2 separate regions of the Homo sapiens genome follow, and region 2 is linked to region 1. A link is an interaction called in ENCODE POLR2A ChIA-PET data of the cell type or tissue named here. Cell type or tissue: B cell. All regions are shown on one strand. Links, peaks and the distances in the headings refer to the core of each region. The heading gives the core; the rest is flanking DNA.

Evidence for each region. Peaks named below come from ENCODE experiments on the same cell type or tissue, not always from the same donor. Only the 100,000 strongest peaks of a DNase experiment are listed, where the experiment ranks them.
Region 2: POLR2A ChIA-PET joins it to region 1 with 7 read pairs; 3 of 35 experiments call an interaction of 5 or more read pairs at or near these places.

Annotation. Positions count from the first base shown.
Region 1 is chr20:63,563,540-63,573,521 of GRCh38, forward strand. HELZ2 (helicase with zinc finger 2) reads right to left here. Exons shown (of 20, transcript NM_001037335.2): 2 at 8,569-9,682; 3 at 7,146-7,329; 4 at 6,965-7,072; 5 at 5,609-6,126; 6 at 4,819-5,460; 7 at 3,305-4,088; 8 at 2,839-2,914; 9 at 1-2,692. The coding sequence starts at 8,846. Among named protein-coding and RNA genes, the nearest start is that of HELZ2, 5.7 kb to the right of the region's middle. RefSeq lists enhancers at 3,719-3,768, 4,239-4,308, 4,719-4,788, 4,879-4,968, 4,989-5,038 and 1 more and a silencer at 7,678-8,034. In B cell, for the core only: no CTCF peak of the experiment used is centred there; DNase peaks (open chromatin) are centred at 4,412 and 5,522; H3K4me3 peaks cover 2,146 bases; H3K27ac peaks cover 1,393 bases.
Region 2 is chr20:64,081,848-64,090,255 of GRCh38, forward strand. The region is part of intron 1 of OPRL1 (opioid related nociceptin receptor 1); the gene reads left to right. It overlaps LKAAEAR1 (LKAAEAR motif containing 1), which reads right to left and starts at 2,551. Exons shown (of 3, transcript NM_001353425.2): 1 at 1,971-2,551; 2 at 1,736-1,858; 3 at 1,529-1,647. The coding sequence starts at 2,372. The coding sequence ends at 1,588. RefSeq lists silencers at 1,644-1,703, 1,884-1,963, 5,075-5,275. In B cell, for the core only: CTCF peaks have their summits at 1,753 and 1,957; DNase peaks (open chromatin) are centred at 514, 844, 1,834 and 3,074; H3K4me3 peaks cover 1,513 bases; H3K27me3 peaks cover 1,066 bases.

The sequences.
Region 1 (9,982 bases), core at 3,403-7,402:
TTGCTGGGGAAGAGCAGCCGGAAGCAGCGGGAGCCCGCCTCCACGTCCACCACGAAGCCCAGCTTGTCCAGAGGCTGGGCCTTGAGCTGCACGGCCAGGTGCAGGCTGCGCGCCCGCCGCTGATAGCTCTGGGCAAGTGCGTGCTGGAGGCTGAAGGCCTGGCAGAGCCCATCGATGTCCCTGGCAGAGTAGGCAGAGCCCCCATGGCCCAGCGCCAGCAGGATCTGCCGCTGCAACACCACGTCCAGGTACCTGCGGATGGGCGAGGTGGCCCACGTGTACCAGTCCACCTGCAGCGAGTAGTGGCCGCCCTGCTGCTGGTGGCCCCGGGCGCAGCGGCCGAACGCCGAGCGCTCCAGGGCCTTGCGGAGGTCGCGGCCTGCAGGAGCCAGGAATGGGTGCATGTCGTCCGTGGTGACCAAGTCCACCATCTGTTCGTAGTCCTGGGTGCGGGCAGCAAACTGGACCTGCTTCCAGAGGGAGGCCAGGAGGTGCAGCCGCGTGTCGGGGGGACTGCCCCCGCCGCCGTGCAGGTGGTGGCCGAGGTGCAGTGACAGGGGCACCCGGTCCCCATGCTTCTCACACAGGGCCTTGAGCTGCTGGCTGCGGGGTGCTGGCTGCCACCGCAGAGGCGTGACCGTCCGCGTGCACTCGCTGCCCACCAGGAACTCAGCCACGAGCCTATTAAACTGAATCATGTACTCCTTCACCATGATGTGGGCCGCGCGGAAGCCCAGGGTGCCGTCCTCGTCCGGCTGCTCATAGAAGCAGTCGGACCGCAGGCGGTGCCGGCGCAGCAGCCGAGAGAAGTAGCACGCGGCCACGACGCAGGCGTCCACGGAGTCCAGGCGGGCCGGCAGCTCACGGCCGGCACCCGGGTGCTGCCTGATCACCTCCTCCGCCTCCTCGTAGGACAGCTGGCGGTCAGACTGGACCACGGAGGGTGCAAAGCGCAGGCTCTTCAGCTGGCCACTGGCCTTCTCCATGGTGAGGAACAGGGAGATGGCCAGGCGGTCCCGGCCAGGCAGGAGGCTGAGGACGTCCTGGCAGAGGCTGGCCGGCAGCATGGGCACTGGCTCCCTGCCGGGGGCATAGAACGCAGCGCCCTGCCTTCGCGCCTCCACGTCCAGCACCCCGTCCCTGGGCACGAAGCTGGCCACATCAGTGATGTGCACAGCCACCTCGCACCTGGGACCCAGGTCTCGGACACTGAGGGCATCATCGAGGTTGCAGGCGCCCTGGGGGTCCACAGTGAAGGTCAAGAAGGCGCGGCAGTCCTCTCGGCGGCCGGCAACCCGGCCAAGCTCCGTGTGGTATTTCTGCAGCACCTTGGTGATGGTGGCCTGGTCCGACGGGGGCACCCTCAAGCTGTACTCCAGGCCGAGGATGCGGAGGCCCTGCTCCCAGGTGCTGGCCTCAGGCAGCACCTCCCGGACGATGCCCAGCGGGTAGTAGAAGCCTTGCCGCCACAGGACAATTTGGACCCAGAAGAGCCGGCTGTGCCGGGCCTCGGCGGTGAGCCTCTCAAGCCCCACACGCTGCAGCCGGCCCTTCCGGAGGCTGTAGATGGGGACCTGCGATGGGTCCTTCAGCTCGGCCACGAAGATCTTGGTCACGGAGCCATTGATGGGGACCATGATGCGCGGGTCCCACGTGTCCATGCGGCACACAAACGCCAGCTCGTGCCTCTTCCTCTTCAGCACGCCCAGCACGCGGCCCCGAAGCCGCCCCTCGGGCGCCTTGTCTCCCGAAAGGAGCTGCACCAGCACCTCATCCCCGGCGAAGGCCATCCCACAGTCCAGGCGGCCCCTGACCTGGATGGGGCCCGAGGAGGCATCGTCCAGCGGGATGGCTGACGCCCGCTCGAAGGTCTCTGGCACGAAAGAGCAGTGGCGGTACCGCTCGGGCTCCGCGTGCAGCAGCTTCCGTAGCGCAGCCGGGGGCAGGTTCTCGTACAGCCGGGCCTGCTGCAGGGACTCGGGCCTGGCGACAGTGTCCAGCAGCCCGTCCTCCCCGACGGTCACCATCACCTTCTGGCTCTCGTCCAGAAGCTCCCGTAGGATGGCGTCGTCAGCGTTGAGCTCCCCGTCCCACGGCCAGAAGTCAGCCTCTGCATCCTCAGCCTCCGTGGACTCCACGCCCGCTGCAGCAGCCGCTCCTGCCGCACAGGCCCCGGGCACCACGTCTTCCTTCACTGCGTCTCCTGCTGGTGCTGCCGCAGCCTCCGTCTGCGCTGTGGTTGCCGTGATGTCACGGGATGCTGGGCTCAGAGCCTCATCTCCCGGCTCTGCCTTCACCATGGCCGTCACCACAGCCGCCTGCTCCTCGGCCAGGTCCCCTACTGGCTCTGGGGCAGCCTCCCAGTTCCCCGCTGCCCCAGCCTGTGTGCCTCGGGGAGGCCAGCGCCGTCTCTGCGCCACACCCTGCTCGACCTGCTCCATGGACAGGCCCTCGGGGCAGACACTGTGCCGCTCCACGCACTCACGGATGAAGCTCTCCCAGAGCTTGCCGCAGGCCCCGAAGGAGCAGAGGGCCACGGCGTCCCCCACTACCACCAGCTGGGACTGGGCGCGGGTCAGGACGGTGTTGAGCACGCGGGCGTCGGTGAAGAACTCAGGGGCCAGTGCCCCAGGGCTGAGCAGGCTCTGGCAGGTGTGCACAGTGCTGAGCACCACGACCCGGAACTGCCGCCCTGCAGGGGGCACGCAGTCAGGTCAGGCTGGGTGCGCAAGACGGTGGGACCAGCCCCACCCCTGCCGATGCCAGGCTGAGGAGTGGGCCGAGCCACCCGGGGTATCCTGGGGCAGCTGGCAGCACCTGGCCCCGCTGGTCACCCACCTGGCAGGATCTCAAAACTGCCGACAGACACCTGGCCTAGGTCCCGCCTCCTCAGCTCCTGCCTCAGTGCACTGACCTGAAGACGCAGCAGGGCCGGGGATGAGTGCTGGACGCAGTGAGGACTCGGCCACCCCCGACAAGGAGAGGGCACCCCCACCAAGCTCGGGGATGAGCGCAGGACGCAGTGAGGACTGGGCCACCCCCGACAAGGAGAGGGCACCCCCACCAAGCTCGGGGATGAGCGCAGGACGCAGTGAGGACTGGGCCACCCCCGACAAGGAGACGGCACCCCCACCAAGCTCCAGACACCTCAGGGGCCGAGCCCCACCTCAGCCCTGGGAGGCAAATACTGCAGCCCCCTCTTACAGATGGGGAAACTGAGGCGGGGGCTCGTCCATCAGCCGGAGAGCTCCCCCTCCCCCAGCAGGGGTGCGGTCGGGGGCTGTCCCGGGCTGGCCGGGCTCACCTGGGCACCGTGGGAAACGACACAGATGCACCTCTGCTCGCGGCCGCCCCAGCAGCTGGGCCAGGTGTTGTAGGCCTCCTGCACCTTCTCGACGACCTGCGCAATCTCAGCCAGATTCAGCCAGGACGCCATGGACATGTCCCGGTCTGGGCTGCCCGCCACGTGGCAGAACATGAGCGGGTAGTGCCGGGGGTGGGGCGGAACCTTGCCCCTGGCGTGGATGGGGTTGCCCTTGGCCACGTAGAAGTGCCGCGAGATGAAGCTGACAATGGCGTCCGTGCAGCGGTAGTTCTCGTGGAAGACCAGGCGGCTCTGCCGCGCCACCTCGTGAGTCTCCTGCTGGTAGCACAGGAAGAGGCGGTGCAGCAGCGTGTGCTCGGCCGCCCGGGCCCTGGCCACACTGAACAGCCGGGGTGTGACCTGCATGTGGTCGCCCGCCAGCACGAGGCGGGTGCCGTGCGAGGCATAGGCCAGCGGGGTGAGGGCCTCGCACTCCAGCATCTGGGCCGCCTCATCGATGAGAATGTGGGAGAAGAAGCCGACCGGCACCCTGAGCTCACGGGCCTGGGAGGTGGTGGTGACCACCACGCGGTGCCGCGCCAGCTCTGCCCGTGTGGGCGGGCGGAAAGCCTGGCGGTCGTCGGTCAGGCAACAGTACTGCAGCGTGACTGGGTCCGTCTGGCTCAGCGGCCGGTCCGTGTACATCACACGGAGAGGAGTGGCCTCGGGGTGGCCGCCGCTGACGTGGCTGTGGAAATACTCCCGGATGTAGATGTCGGCGGCACTGCGGGAGGGGGAGGAGCTCATGGGCTTCTTGCTGGGGGCCTCAGTGCTGTCCGCTAAAGCACCTACTGTGTGCCCAGCCGAGCTGCCCCTGAGCACAGCCCTTGTCTGGCTGTCAGAGGTGAGCAGCAAACACTGGTGTCCCTCCTGTCAGGAGTCCAAGGGGCAAGAGGCCACGGAGGGCTTCAGGCAACACCTGGGCGAGCCCAGCGGCTCCTCTGACACTGCAGACACCTGCACCTCCCTGGTCCCCAGAACCCCCAATCCAGAAATCAGCCCGGGACGTATGGCCACTGTCCCAGGCTCTTCCTCCCACTCCCCACTGGGCAGGGATGGGAAGGCCCCGGCCTGGGGAGGTGGTGGTGGCAGGAACCAGAGGAAACCACATAAACCAAAGGGGAACCTTGTGGTTAGGACAAAGATCTGTGTTTCTATAAAAACGAAAAACAAGACTCATCCCCAGAAGTCCTGGGTGGGCCATGCTGCAGCCTTCCCCGTGACACTCTCCTTGGGCCAGGGCCCCGGCAGAGGCACCCAGCTCCTCACCTGACAGCAGACCCGGCCACCCTCGGTGCCCTGAGCTGGGCCTGATAAAGCCAAAGCCCAAAGCTGGTCGGCTACAGGGAGTGCAGAATCAGAGGACTGGAGCACATCCAGGGGGTGACCGCCTGCCCGGTGTAGACTTGGGCCGGGCGTCAGGTGAGGTGGGGGCAGGCCAGGCTCGGGCTTACCTGTTGGTGTGTGTGCAGATGAGCACCTTGGTTTCAGGCCTCCGGATGACCTCCAGGGAGGCCATGGCCAGCGTGTAGGTCTTGCCGGTGCCAAAGGGGCCATAGATGAGTAGCGGGGGGACACGCCTCCCATCCCCAGGGCCCCAGCCCGCGATGAGCGCCACGGCCAGCTCCTGCTTGCGGTTGCCACGCCGCAAGGGTGGGACAGACCAAGGTCTGGGCAGGGCGCAGGTGGGCAAGTCGGGCACCACCAGCTGCTCCTCAGGCAGTGTGTCCACTGCCTGGTGCCAGAGGCGGAAGGTCATCGGGTCAATCTGGAACTGCACCTCCAGGACCAGGCGGGCCTCAGGCTGCAGCCCCAGGGCCAAGCAGCAGCGGGCCGGAAGCAGCAGCCACAGCGCCTGCTCTGAGCTGGCCCGCCTCTCCAGCCGCACCTCGAACACCGTATTGTCGGGTGCAGGTACAGGGGCCACCAGGGCTGTGCTGACCGCCCGGCCCAGCAGGAAGCCCTGGTCTGTGTCTGGCATCAGGGAGGAGGGGACGGGGACCTCTGCGTACAGTGCTCCCGGAGGCGCGAAGAGCATGTTCAGCGCTGGCGTCTGCAATGCCGTCTTCAGGAACACCTGGCCCCGCAGGGTCAGCCTGGCAGGATGGCCTGGGTCAGCTCATGGGGCCACAGCTGCCAGCCCCGCTGCCAAGTCCACGCCCCCATCCGCTCCCGTTGCCCCAGCCGCTCCCATTGCCCCAGCTGCTCCTGCTACCCCAGCTGCTCCTGTTGCCCCCAGCTCACTTGGCCACCAGCTGCTGCTGAGCCGCCTCCTCCTCATAGAGAAACTGGTGCATCCTCTGCCGATAGTTGGTTGGTGAGATGGGGCCCGAGGCCACGCTGCTGCGGTTGAACTCCAGGGCCAGGGCAGGGCCCTTGTACTTGGCCATCAGGGCCGTCTGCTCGGCCGTCCGCTCCACGCCAGGCACCACGTGGCGGTTGCCAGTGTGCCAGCGCTCCATCTCCTCAGGGTGGCCGAGCGCCAGATTCCTGCAGGGTCCTGGGCGACGCCCCTGGCCCAGCTGCAGCCCCAGCTTTTGTAGCAGCACCGGCCGGCGGCCAAAGTCGAAGACCACCCATTGCTCAAAGGTGCCGAACGAGGCAGCCTGCACACGCACTCCCACCTGGAAGTCGGCAGTGGAGCTGGGCACACGGAAGCGCTCACCCCGTGCGTAGAGCCGGCCTGGCGGGAGGCCGGGAGCCACCAGAGAGAAGTCGGCTCCTGGCTCCTGCTTCAGCAGGGCCACGTGTAGCAGGGGCTCCTGGAGAGGAGGCCAGACGGTGAGGGGGGCCCAGGGCTCCCCCCAACCCTCCCGAGAGGCAGCCTGGCCAGCGTAGCCCAAGTGCAGGGTTCAGGTCCTGGCCCTGCCACTTCCTGGATAGAACGCAAGCAGGCCACCCGGCCTCTGCCATCCTCAGTTTCTTCCTGTGCTACATGGGGGTGGCTGAACCCTCCTGGGGCCCCTGTGGATGTCCCGTGGGGCAGTGTGGGCAGCTTGAGGCCTCACCACCCACTCTCCAGGTGCCAGACCCTGGTGAATCCTTGTTTTTGTTTTGGTTTTTGAGACGGAGTTTCACTCTTGTCGCCAGGCTGGAGTGCAATGGCGCGATCTCAACTCACTACAACCTCCGCCTCCTGGGTTCAAGTGATTTTCCTGCCTCAGCCTCCCGAGTAGATGGGATCACAGGCACCCACCACCATGCCTGGCTAATTTTTTTTTTTTTTTTTTTTTTTCAGTAGAGACGGAGTTTCACCCTATTGGCCAGGCTGATCTCGAACTCCCGACCTCAGGTGATCCACCTGCCTCGGTCTCCCAAAGTGCTGGGATTACAGGCGTGAACCACCGCACCTGGCCAAATCCTTGTTTTAACCCATATACTCCATAGAATAACCCTGCCAAGGTGGGACTGTCCTGGCCCCCTGTCTCTAGGTGAGGAGACTGAGGCAGAGAGGCTAAGGGACCTGCTGCAGGTCACGCAGGTGCTGAGCGGCAGTGCCTCGGTATTAGCTCCATGACCCAGGCTGTTGACGTCTGCCCGGGCTGAAGTCACCACTTCCCCAGGGCTCCCTCCGCCCAGTCGGAGCTGTTCTCCGCTCACCTCAGAGTGGACGGCAAACGTCCAGCTGTACTGGGTCTTCCTCTCCTGGGCCTGGTACATCAGGGGCTGGTTGCAGGTGACACGCACTCCATCAAGGGTCTCTGCCAGCTGCGTGGAAGTCTAGCCTTCAGCAAGAGGCCTGGACCCCACCCCACCCCACCCACTCCCAGGGCCCACTTACCACAAGGACCTCACTGCTGCTGCGCTGGTACTCGGCCAGCAGCCGCTCCTGGTAGGGCACCAGCCCGTCCTGCCAGGCCGCCTGCCCCCGCAGCTCCACAGCCTGCGTGCGCCGGACCCACTCCTGCAGCTCCTGTGCTGAGTGTGCCTTGGTGCAGGCGTCCCCATACTCACAGAGGTCAGGCCTGGGGGACAGGGAGGTCAGCAGGGCTACACAGAGGCACAGCCGCCGTGCTGAGTTCAAAGGCCGGGACCCCTCAGCCCAATACTGGCCTCTGTAGGGAGCAGGGGCTTTATTCGTCCCACCCACTCCTGTGCTCCCGGGACAAGGCCTGGCTCAAGCAGTTCCCAAACATGAACCTCCCTTATCCGGGTCCTCAGAGGCCACATGGCTTTAGCCCTCAGCAGGTGGCAGGGAGGCCCCCGTCCACTGAACCTGGGAGCCTCTGGCTCTGCCTACGGTGGGCTCCTGCCCCGCTCCAAGCTCCTGGGAACCTCTGGCTCTGCCTACGGTGGGCTCCTGCCCCGCTCCAAGCTCCTGGGAGCCTCTGGCTCTGCCTGTGGTGGGCTCCTGCCCCGCTCCAAGCTCCTGGGAACCTCTGGCTCTGCCTGTGGTGGGCTCCTGCCCCGCTCCAAGCTCCTGGGAGCCTCTGGCTCTGCCTGTGGTGGGCTCCTGCCCCGCTCCAAGCTCCTGGGAACCTCTGGCTCTGCCTACGGTGGGCTCCTGCCCCGCTCCAAGCTCCTGGGAACCTCTGGCTCTGCCTACGGTGGGCTCCTGCCCTGCTCCAAGCTCCTGGGAGCCTCTGGCTCTGCCTGTGGTGGGCTCCTGCCCTGCTCCAAGCTCCTGGGAACCTCTGGCTCTGCCTACGGTGGGCTCCTGCCCTGCTCCAAGCTCCTGGGAGCCTCTGGCTCTGCCTGTGGTGGGCTCCTGCCCCGCTCCAAGCTCCTGGGAGTCTCTGGCTCTGCCTACAGTGGGCTCCTGCCCCGCTCCAAGCTCCTGGGAACCTCTGGCTCTGCCTACGGTGGGCTCCTGCCCCGCTCCAAGCTCCTGGGAGCCTCTGGCTCTGCCTGTGGTGGGCTCCTGCCCCGCTCCAAGCTCCTGGGAGCCTCTGGCTCTGCCTACGGTGGGCTCCTGCCCCACTCCAAGCTCCTGGGAACCTCTGGCTCTGCCTACGGTGGGCTCCTGCCCTGCTCCAAGCTCCTGGGAGCCTCTGGCTCTGCCTGTGGTGGGCTCCTGCGCTACTCCAAGCTCCTGGGAGCCTCTGGCTCTGCCTACGGTGGGCTCCTGCCCTACTCCAAGCTCCTGGGAGCCTCTGGCTCTGCCTGTGGTGGGCTCCTGCCCCACTCCAAGCTCCTGGGAACCTCTGGTTCTGCCTATGGTGGGCTCCTGCCCTACTCCAAGCTCCTGCCTCGAGTATCCTTACTTTGGGCAGAGCTCGAACTTGGAGAGTCCCGGGGGTGGGGAACGGTGCTCCCAGGGCAGGGCCTGGTCGAAGGCCACCATCTGTGCGTGCTCCGAGGATGCGCAGTGGTTCTCGAAGGCCTCCTGAGAGTGGCAGGTGACCAAGCAGGCCGGGCAGTACAGCTGGGCCCCAGGGGGCTGGCCAAGGGGGGCCGTGCGCCCGTCGCCATCAGGGGCAGGGGGTGTGAGCAGGTCCCCCCGCTGGAGGCCACCCAGCTGCTCGGCCTCCCACACAGCCATCTCCACGGCGCTGTGTGCAAACTGGCAGCGGGACTCCCCACGCCAGCACGGCTGCCCACGCCCCACAAACCTGCAGTAGGCAGGAGGCTGGCCGGCCCGGGGCCGCGGCCTCACCACCACAAACTGTTGCTTGCGGCGGCCCTCGGCGCTCACGTGGGCCAGGAGGGAGGGGCAGGCTCCGTGCTCAGGGCACTGCCCCTGGGGGTCCACGCGACAGATGCATGGGGGACAGCGCCTGAAGCAGAGGGAGCAAAGCAGCTCGAAGCGGCCGCCAAACTCCGTAAGGATGGCGTCGGCCGCCCGGCCTGCCCCTCCCTGGGCCCCGCTGCCCTGCACCTCCGCCTTCAGCCATAGGCGCTGGAGGTTGTGCTGACGCTCGAAGGTCCAGACCAGGGCCTCCTCGCGACTGCGGGCAAAGGTGCACCGGTTTCGGTGGCGCCGGCAGCCGAGCCCAGGGCTGTAGTAGTGGCAGACTTGGTAGCACAGGGGCCTTGGGAAGGTGGGCCGGCAGCCCACCACGCGCCAGACCTTGCTCTTGGTGGCCTGCTTAAAGCGGGCCAGCAGGATCTCGCGGGAGCAGTCATGCTCCACCCTACGGAGGACGTAGGTGCTTTCATTGAGCCGCTGGGTGCAGCGGGAGCAGCCCAGACACAGGTCCACCAGGGCACACAGCCGGGCCAGGGACGGCCCTCTGGTGGCCGCGGGGCTGTTGGGCAGCAGGGTGGACCCTGGAGGCGCCACCTCGAACACCAGCTTGGCTCTCCAGGGAGGCGTCTGAGGCTCCTGAGCTCACGGGTCCACGCAGTCCACTGGAACTGTTGGCCACGGTTCGAAGCCTGCGACAGAAGGAGCAGGTGAGACTGAGGCCAGAGGACATCTGGTCCAGGCCCAGCTCAGAAGCACGGCCTCTCCACCAGGCAAGGAGCTGGGGATCTGCCTATCCTGATGCCCAAGCAGAGGCCTCTCCACCAAGCAAGGAGTTGGGACTCTCCCCACCCTGACGCCCAAGTGGAGGCCTTGGCAGTAGCTGTGTCCTGTCAGGGAGTACAGGGCTCACTGACCCGGACACAGCCAGACCCTCCCTCCTGAAGGGTCTCAGGCCCCACCTAGAAGGAGCCAAGGTGACTGCTTGTGGA
Region 2 (8,408 bases), core at 48-4,047, 510 kb after region 1:
CTGTCTTGCTGGCCTTCTCTGGGTGCTGGGTCTGCTGTGCCTGTCTCTGCCCCTCTTCCCTCTTGCCTGTCTGATGCAGAGTGACCCATCCCCTTTGGAGCACTTGCTGCTGTGGGGTACTGCACCAAGACCCTTATTTTAAAGATAAAGAAATGGAGTCTCAGAGAAATGGTGAAATAATATGTGATTCTCCCAGTAGATGAACTCATTCTAGGCACTCAGTCAATCCCCAAGACACAGAATCCTGGGGTCCAGGCTGCAGGGAGTTTGGCCAGACGACACCAGGGCTGGCTGTCATCACATGTCACAAGCACATCAGGGTGTGAGTGGCTGCCACTCCTGGACAGACTGCCTCCCTTCCCTGTCTGTCTGCCCCTGCTCAAGCCCCTTCTCCCTGGCCTCCTTCCTCTCTACCCTTCCCTTCCTGAAACCCCTCCTGCCATCTCTCTGTCCCCTCCTTGTCAGCTGACTTCTGAGCTCTGTATACAGTCTGGGCTTGGGTCAAGGCCAAGGGCAGCAACAGCCCAGAAAGAGTAAAGTGCTCGGTGCACGGGGAGAAGGGCTGGCTGAGGGGCGAGTGCGCAGGGCTCCACCCCCTGGCCGGGGCTGGGGAGAAACACTGGCTGCCATGGAGCAGGATCCCTTCTGGACCCCAGTTCTGACCTCTGCCCCTCCTTCCAGTCAGCTGGAGCCCCCTAGCAGGAGGAGCGGTTTGTCTGAGTTCCTGCGGTCCCGCTTCTGTGCAGCCTGCTGGGCAGGGGGCTGGGAGGGAGGAAAAGGAAGCGGGGGCCTAGGGAAGCCCCAGCGTCTGCAAAGAGCTCACGTCGGGGAGAAAAGTAAGGTCTGCCCAGAAACCTCGGGGCTTTTCAGAGTCCAGGGATTTTGTAGGTCGTGGGCCTGTTTGTCAGAATGGGACAGGGGTGGCTTCCTTTTGTACTGCATGCGTGAGTGTGTGTGGGGTGTGTGTGTGTGGGGGGGTGGGTGTGGGGGTGTGGCATGGGGCATTAAAGGGGTCACAGGAGGCTATTCAGGATGGAAAGGAAGGCCAGAGGGTGGGATTTTTGTCTGGGGGCCGCAGGGGTTCCCCTTGCCCAGTCTCTTGGTCCTCTTGGGCACAGCTGCTGCTTCTTCAAAGGCCAGCTTAGGTCACTTCCGCTGCCCACAGCACTGCCCTCTCCCTGGCCCCCTGGTGGGATGACTCGCACTCGAGACCACTGCAGCCTGAGGCTACCCTTACATCTGGGGGTGACTTCTGCTGAAACAGGCTCTTTCTCCGTCCTCCCCAAGACTGGGGGCCTCCCATAGACCCACAGAACGCCAGGTTGCCAGTGGGGGGCAGATCGGGATTAGGGGTAGGCGTGTCCCTGACCTGTTACTTTCACACCCACCCACTTGCGTCTCCCCACTTTTTTGGGAGAGGCCCCACTCTCTGTACCCTGATGTCTGTGAGGTGCATGGGAGAGGCAGCGTCCATACTCCCCGCTTCCCTCGGGGTCCTGGGGAGTGGCAGCAAAAAGACCAGCGAGCCTTCGGAGAATTATAACTTTATGTGGGAGGCTGGGGCGCGTCGCACACTCTCAGTCGCCGTCACCGCGGGAAGATGGTGCCATCCACGTTCTCCTCCAGGATGGTCTCCACGCGCCTCCGCTGCCGGGGAGAGAGGCTGGGGTCCGGCGTGTGCGGAGGCGGGCAGGGCCCCTCCCCTTTCCCCGCCCCTACCGGGGCTTGTCTGCACCTCTTGGCGGTCCAGGGGGTCCGGGATCCGCGCGGGCTTCAGCTGCGGCGGCAGGAACAGCTCCAGCCGGATGGCGGCGCGCGCGGACTTCTGCCGCTGGATGAGCAGCGCGATCTCCTCGGCCTGCGGGGCCCGGGTAGCTGAGCGCGCGCCGAGCCCCGCCCCGCCCCGCCCCGGCCGGCTCCGCTCAACGCTCCCGGTGCGCCCCCTCTGCCCTCCGACCCCCTCGCCTCACCCGCATGCGGGTGTAGCGCAGCCGCAGGGCGCGGACTCGCCCGCGGGCCTCCGCTGCCTTGAGGACGCCGAGGAGCCGGTTCTGGCGCTCGGCGGGCAGCTCGAGCGACTGCGTCCACGGGCGCGGGTCGGGCATGCGGTACCCCGGTTCCACCGACCCGCACGGGAAGGTGGAGGCCGCCGCGCCCACGTCCTCCAGCAGGTCGCCGAAGAGCAGATGGCGGTGGCGCTGCGCAGGGAGCATGGCCGCCAGTCCCTGCGGCGTCAGGGCCCAGCCCGGCTTGGGGGGCTCTGTCGCGGGCGCCCCCTTGGCACGCTCCTCACCCTGCGCCGTGCCTGGCGCGCTCTTCCCGCTTCGCTCCCGCGGGCCCTTGCGCCCGCCCTCCTTCGCTGGCGGCGGCATCCTCCCGCCCTGCGGAGGGAGGAGGGCGTCCCGTCGGTGCCGGGGCTGGCACCGGGCCCTGCCCGCCCCTCGGCAGGGCCCCAACGTGCGCCCCAGCTCCCGCCCGCTGGGCTCTCCGCAGTCGGTTTTGAGTTCCGCACCCCCAGCCTCTGAGCTTTGCCCAGGCGCTCTCCCTCTCCCAAGCGCACGTCCCCAGCAGCTCTGCCATCGGCTGATCCTGCTCAGTCCTGCAGTCAACTAGGACTTTCTGATCAACTCAGTTGTAGGAAATATCTTTCCTACCCGATGGACTGTTCTGTTTGAATTGAGAAAATGCTGAGACCCCACTGGGTTGATCTCAGGCCCTGCCACATGGAGAGCTCTAGGTGACGCCTGGGGGACCTTCGTTGTGCCCCTATGTCTGCGGTCCCCGACAGTCAGGGTCTCCCACCAGACAGCTCGCTCTTGCCCTTCGAGGCCTAGATGGTTGTGGGGAGCAGAGCCTAGAGGGCAGGTGACAGAGGAGGGAGGGTCCAAAAGCCCAGCTGGCTCCTCCCTTCCCGGCCCCAGCCTACAGCTGCCACCTTGTCCAGCCAGGGCTGGGCTCGCTGTGCCAGAGGCAGAGCCACGGCCAGCCCCAGCGGCGGCTAACGCCCCCGCCCCTCCTTAGCTCCTGCAGCCGAGGCCCAGCCCCCACCTCTTGGTCCCTACACCCCCTGCTTGCTGCCTTCTCTGGTCGGAAGAACCTCCGCCGTAGCCCAGACTCTTTGGGCTTGTTGACGCGGTTGCCCAGCAACCGGGAGTCCTGCCCCTCCCTCGACCAGGTGGGGCGGGTCGTGGCGGGGGGCAGGGTCCCCTCCGGAGGGCCCTGGGTTAGAGTCTGGGCGTGGACGCGCCCCTCATAGGGGTCATTGGGGCATAGAGGCATAGAGCCGGCTTCTCCAGCTTGGGTGAGCGTCCTTTCCAGGCGGCCGCAGACGCGCCATCCTAGGGGTTGTGGGCCCAGGTTCCTGGCTTGAGGGGTCTTTGGGGTTAGTTTTGTGGGTGGGGCCCTCGGCTATGAGGAGACCTTTGTGGTTAAGGCCCATTCCCTTCTGATGGCCAGGGGGCTCTGGCCCCAGCCACTGGTGTTCACAGAAAGGGATAATGGGGCAGAACTCAGGACCCCTCACCTCTTCTAGGGCAAGTTTGGGGTCTCAGGGGTCCTGGTGTCCCCAGGACTAGAGCTGGGTTTTGCTGAACACTGTGTCTTGGGATCTTGGGTCCTAGATACTAGATTTTGGAAATCTATTTGTGCATTCCTTTGTTTTGTAACTAATTCTCAATTAACTACTTAATCATTTTATAATTTCTTCAGGCACTCATAAGTGTGTTCTAGAATTTCCTAATTCACGTGCTTATTCCACAGTTTAAATTAGGCAAAAATTAGTGCAAAAAGTCCAATCTGTTACGTATCTATTACTTCCACGAGATGTCTGTACTCTCTCTATATTCACAGACCTGCCGCTGGGACACCTTGCTGGGAGTTTGGAACCTGTGAGTTTGGGAGTAGGGCTGTCCCAGCTGAGGAGCAGGGTCTTAGCTGAGCTTCTGGCCTTTTGGCAGGAGGCTGTTGGGTGTTCCCATTGTTTTTGGGAGACTGCCCTGGCCTCTCAGTAAGAGGGTAAATTTTGACATTCAGCCCTATGTCCCAGAGCCGGCACCCCATCCCACAGCTAGGCCCATCCTTCCAGCCCTCAAGCTTTTGCTGCTCCCCAGGAAGGCCCTTCCTGGTGCTGTTCCCTCCCCTCCTGCAGGTGCCTTTGGGGTCCTGCCTGGGCTGCAGCACCAGCTTGGCTTGAGGAAGGTCCCTGGTCTCCAGAAGCAGCAGTGACTGCTTAGGGATGCTCACCCAGCAGCCGCTTTCTCTGGGCAGCCTTTGTGCTCCCATAGGGGTGAGTCCTTTGAGACAGGGACCTGGGCCATCCTCTCAGCTTCCCTGGGTCCAGGCCAGGGGGACACATGGGTGGGGCACTTTCTGGCTCTTGGCGTTTGTGGGGGAGTCACGCAGGGAGTAGGGGAATATTCTTCTGTTCTGCAAGAAGGGGCTTGTAACCTCTTTTTATAGGACTGGAAAACCTTGACACCCCCTAGTCCATAATTTGCAGCAGGTACTCCCAGGGCCTACCTGGCTCACATTCCTCACCCCTACTGTTTCTCCACACGTTTGCAGTTCTGCAAGAAGGGAGGTGTTCTCTGTGTGTTTGGGGTCCAGCAACTGTGAGGGACCCAGCAGGCCGACACCTCCCATCTGTTTCTGTCCCCAGGATTCACGTGTTTTTCAAGGGCTAACGGAAATGCTGAGATCTAAAAGCATGTTTATTGCTGCCAAGGCCTGACGATGAAACTTCAAGTCAAATTAGTAAGCTTTATTAATGACTACAAAATTTAACATGATATTGAGAAGCTACAACTCAATTTTTTTTGTCATTGTATATAGATTTTGTAAAGTTAAAATCACAAGGACAAAGTAATTTATTTTGATGAAACTCAGAATTGTTAAAAATTCTTTCACTTTTTTAATAGCACAAATGTGCGGCCTGGTGACTGGCTTCCCTGGGGGATGGCTGCTCTGTGAGGGGCTGCCAGACCCTCTGCCTTGATTCCTGTTCTTGGCCAGCCCAGGGTGGTGAGCCTGTGGAAGGAGGAGGGTAGACTGTGCCTGCCCTGGGGGTGGGAGTGGGGAGGACAAAAGACAGTGTTCCAGCTGCCGTCTGGCGTTTGCTGATTCTGAGTCACTGGATGAGAGTGAGGTGTGTGTATTTGCCTGCTGAGTGGGTGTGAATCTCACCCCGGAACCCAGGCCTGCCCAAATACCCAGGAGCTCCAAGAGCAGCCTGTGTCAGGCTTTAATCTGTGGACACAAGCTCTGTGCTGTCATTCGCGTGTCATCGTTCGTGTCTTGGGCTATCCCTAGTATCCTCGCACACAAGCTCTGTGCTGTCATTCGCGTGTCATCGTTCGTGTCTTGGGCTATCCCTAGTATCCTCGCACACAAGCTCTGTGCTGTCATTCGCGTGTCATCGTTCGTGTCTTGGGCTATCCCTAGTATCCTCGCACACAAGCTCTGTGCTGTCATTCGCGTGTCATCGTTCGTGTCTTGGGCTATCCCTAGTATCCTCGCACACAAGCTCTGTGCTGTCATTCGCGTGTCATCGTTCGTGTCTTGGGCTATCCCTAGTATCCTCGCACACAAGCTCTGTGCTGTCATTCGCGTGTCATCGTTCGTGTCTTGGGCTATCCCTAGTATCCTCGCACACAAGCTCTGTGCTGTCATTCGCGTGTCATCGTTCGTGTCTTGGGCTATCCCTAGTATCCTCGCACACAAGCTCTGTGCTGTCATTCGCGTGTCATCGTTCGTGTCTTGGGCTATCCCTAGTATCCTCGCACACAAGCTCTGTGCTGTCATTCGCGTGTCATCGTTCGTGTCTTGGGCTATCCCTAGTATCCTTGCATATTGTTTCGCCTGCCCAGAACATGTGTGTTTGAGGTTGTCTTGCTCTCTCATATAACATGTGCCTCTTGCTATCTCTTGTGTAACATATATGTTCTATATAGGACCCTGATTCTACCTTCCCCCTTCTGGAGGGACCACCCCACCCTTGGCAGGTTGGGGGAGGGCAGGACTCTATTAGGGGTCTAGAGATACCTGGGCCATTTCATCTGCACCACCAGTTCTCCTCCGTGGGAGCGTTTCTGGGTCCAGGGCTGGGCCCCTGCCAACCCCAGGGAGCACTGTCAGTGTCACACCTGGCCAATCCCCTAGCCAGGTGACCAGGCCTGTCTTTCACTCTAAGACTGCGCCTGTGAGGGGCCAGGTGCCTGCCTCCTGCGGGGCTCTGCTGACCACACTCTCAGAGGATATCTGCTGAGACCAGAGCTCACAGGCCTAGCCTGGCAGCCGTATTACTGAATAATGGCCAAGTTAGGAAGGTTCCCAGGGCTGGGGGTCCTGGGGTAGGCTTCTTGGAGGAGGTAGGACTGGAGCTGGCTGGGGTGGGGCAGGATCCATGCAAGGGGCCAGAATCTGCACATGGGCCAGGATCTGTGCATTGAGGCCAGGATCTCTGCATGGGGGCAGGAGTCTCTGCGGGGAGGACTTTTAGGGGGTAACAGGATCTGTGCAGCGTGCAGGATCTTTGCAGTGGGGCCAGGATCTGTGCAGTGGGTAGGATCTACATTGGGAGTCAGTGTCTGTTCAAGGGAGTCGGGGGACAGGACCCGTCCAGGGAGGGCAGGATCTGTACAGAGGGACCAAGATCTACGCACGGGGATAGCATCTATGTGGGGTGGGGGCACGGTCTGTGCCAGGTTTTGGGGGCACTAGATCTTTGCAGGTGTGGCCAGGATCTGTGCAAGGGGTAGGATCTGTGCAGAGTGGCCAGGATCTGTGCAGAGTGGCCAGGATCTGTGCAGGGAGGCCAGGATCTGTGCAGAGTGGCCAGGATCTGTGCAGGGAGGCCAGGGTCTGTGCAGAGTGGCCAGGATCTGTGCAAGGGGTAGGATCTGTGCAGAGTGGCCAGGATCTGTGCAGGGAGGGTAGGATCTGTGCAGAGTGGCCAGGATCTGTGCAGAGTGGCCAGGATCTGTGCAGGGAGGGCAGGATCTGTGCAGGGAGGGCAGGGTCTGTGCAGAGTGGCCAGGGTCTGTGCAGAGTGGCCAGGGTCTGTGCAGAGTGGCCAGGATCTGTGCAAGGGGTAGGATCTGTGCAGAGTGGCCAGGGTCTTTGCAAGGGGGCAGGATCTTTGCAGGGGGGACAGGTTGTGTGCAGGCAGGTGCGCAGGGTCAATGCAGGGGGCAAGGTCTGTACCGTGGGCTAGGGGTCTATGTGGGTGGGGGGCAGGTTCTGCGCAGGGGGCCTAGGCTGTTCAGCATGCCAGGGTCTGTGCTGGGGGTTTGCCGCAGGCACAAGGGAGGGAGAAGCTGTCCTGGGTTCTATGGTTATGAACATGTCAGGGCAGAATGACACAGAACACACAAGAAGTTCAAGGGAACACATTATGAGATTGTGAACACCTGGACTGGGGAGGCCACGGCCTTCTGCTGGACCCTGAACGGCTCCCACAGAGGGAGTTGAGGTCTCTATTGACTCCTGAAAGGCCAGGCAAGGCAGAGCTGGGAGCTGCCTTGGTGGGGGTGCAGGTGGCTGGTTGCTATTGCTGGGTGAGAAGGCTTGGGGTCAAAAGAGGTGGGGGTCAGGGAGCTAGGTCTGACCTCGTCCCCCCTCCTTTCTTCCTGTCCTCCTATCCCCAGCGTGTTTTCCTCCCTCTTCTCCCATCCTTCCTTACCCATCCTCTCTCTTGATCTCTCCATACTTCCTCCCCACTCCTTTCCCTTTCCTCCTCCTCCCCATCCCAACCCCTCATCCTCCCTGTCTCTGCCTGTAGGGAGGAAGCTGTGGGGTGACCCAGGTGGAAGACAGACATGCGAAGGGAGAGGTGTCTGCAGTAGCAGGGATGAGGTGCTTGTGTCCCACACTCTGCCCTGGCCTCTGACACTGGTTCCTGGTCCGGGGACATCAGGTTGGGCTCCTTTGTCCTTCCCTTACGAGGTCTCTGCTCTGCCCACCCTCAGTGCCTACAGTGCCCAGGCTGGGTCCCAGGCTGGGAGGCAGGCTCAGGAAGCTCGGGTAGGAGGGTCTAGGGTCTCCTGCTCAGACGTTGGTGAGCCCAGCTGGGGCGGAGGGCTGCAGGAGTCCGAGCCTGCCTGGATTCCTGCCCCCTCTCGGCTCCTGAGGTCAGGGGGCTCACCCTCGAGCTTTGCCTGGAGAGCGTGTTTGTGCATGTGTGTGTCCTCTGGGTGTCGGAGGGCCTTGGTCTGTGTCTGCCTGTTCCCAAAGGTGTCCATGCACACTCTAGGTCTACCCATGTGCCTGCGTGCACGTTGGCGTCATCTTGCATGTGTGTGGCCCGTGTGTTTGTGCATCCCTGTGAGTGTCTGCATTTCTGAGTGTGTACCCATCCATGTCTCTGTGTGTTCACCCGTATGCCTGTCTGGGCATCTGTGTGTGTGTTTGCA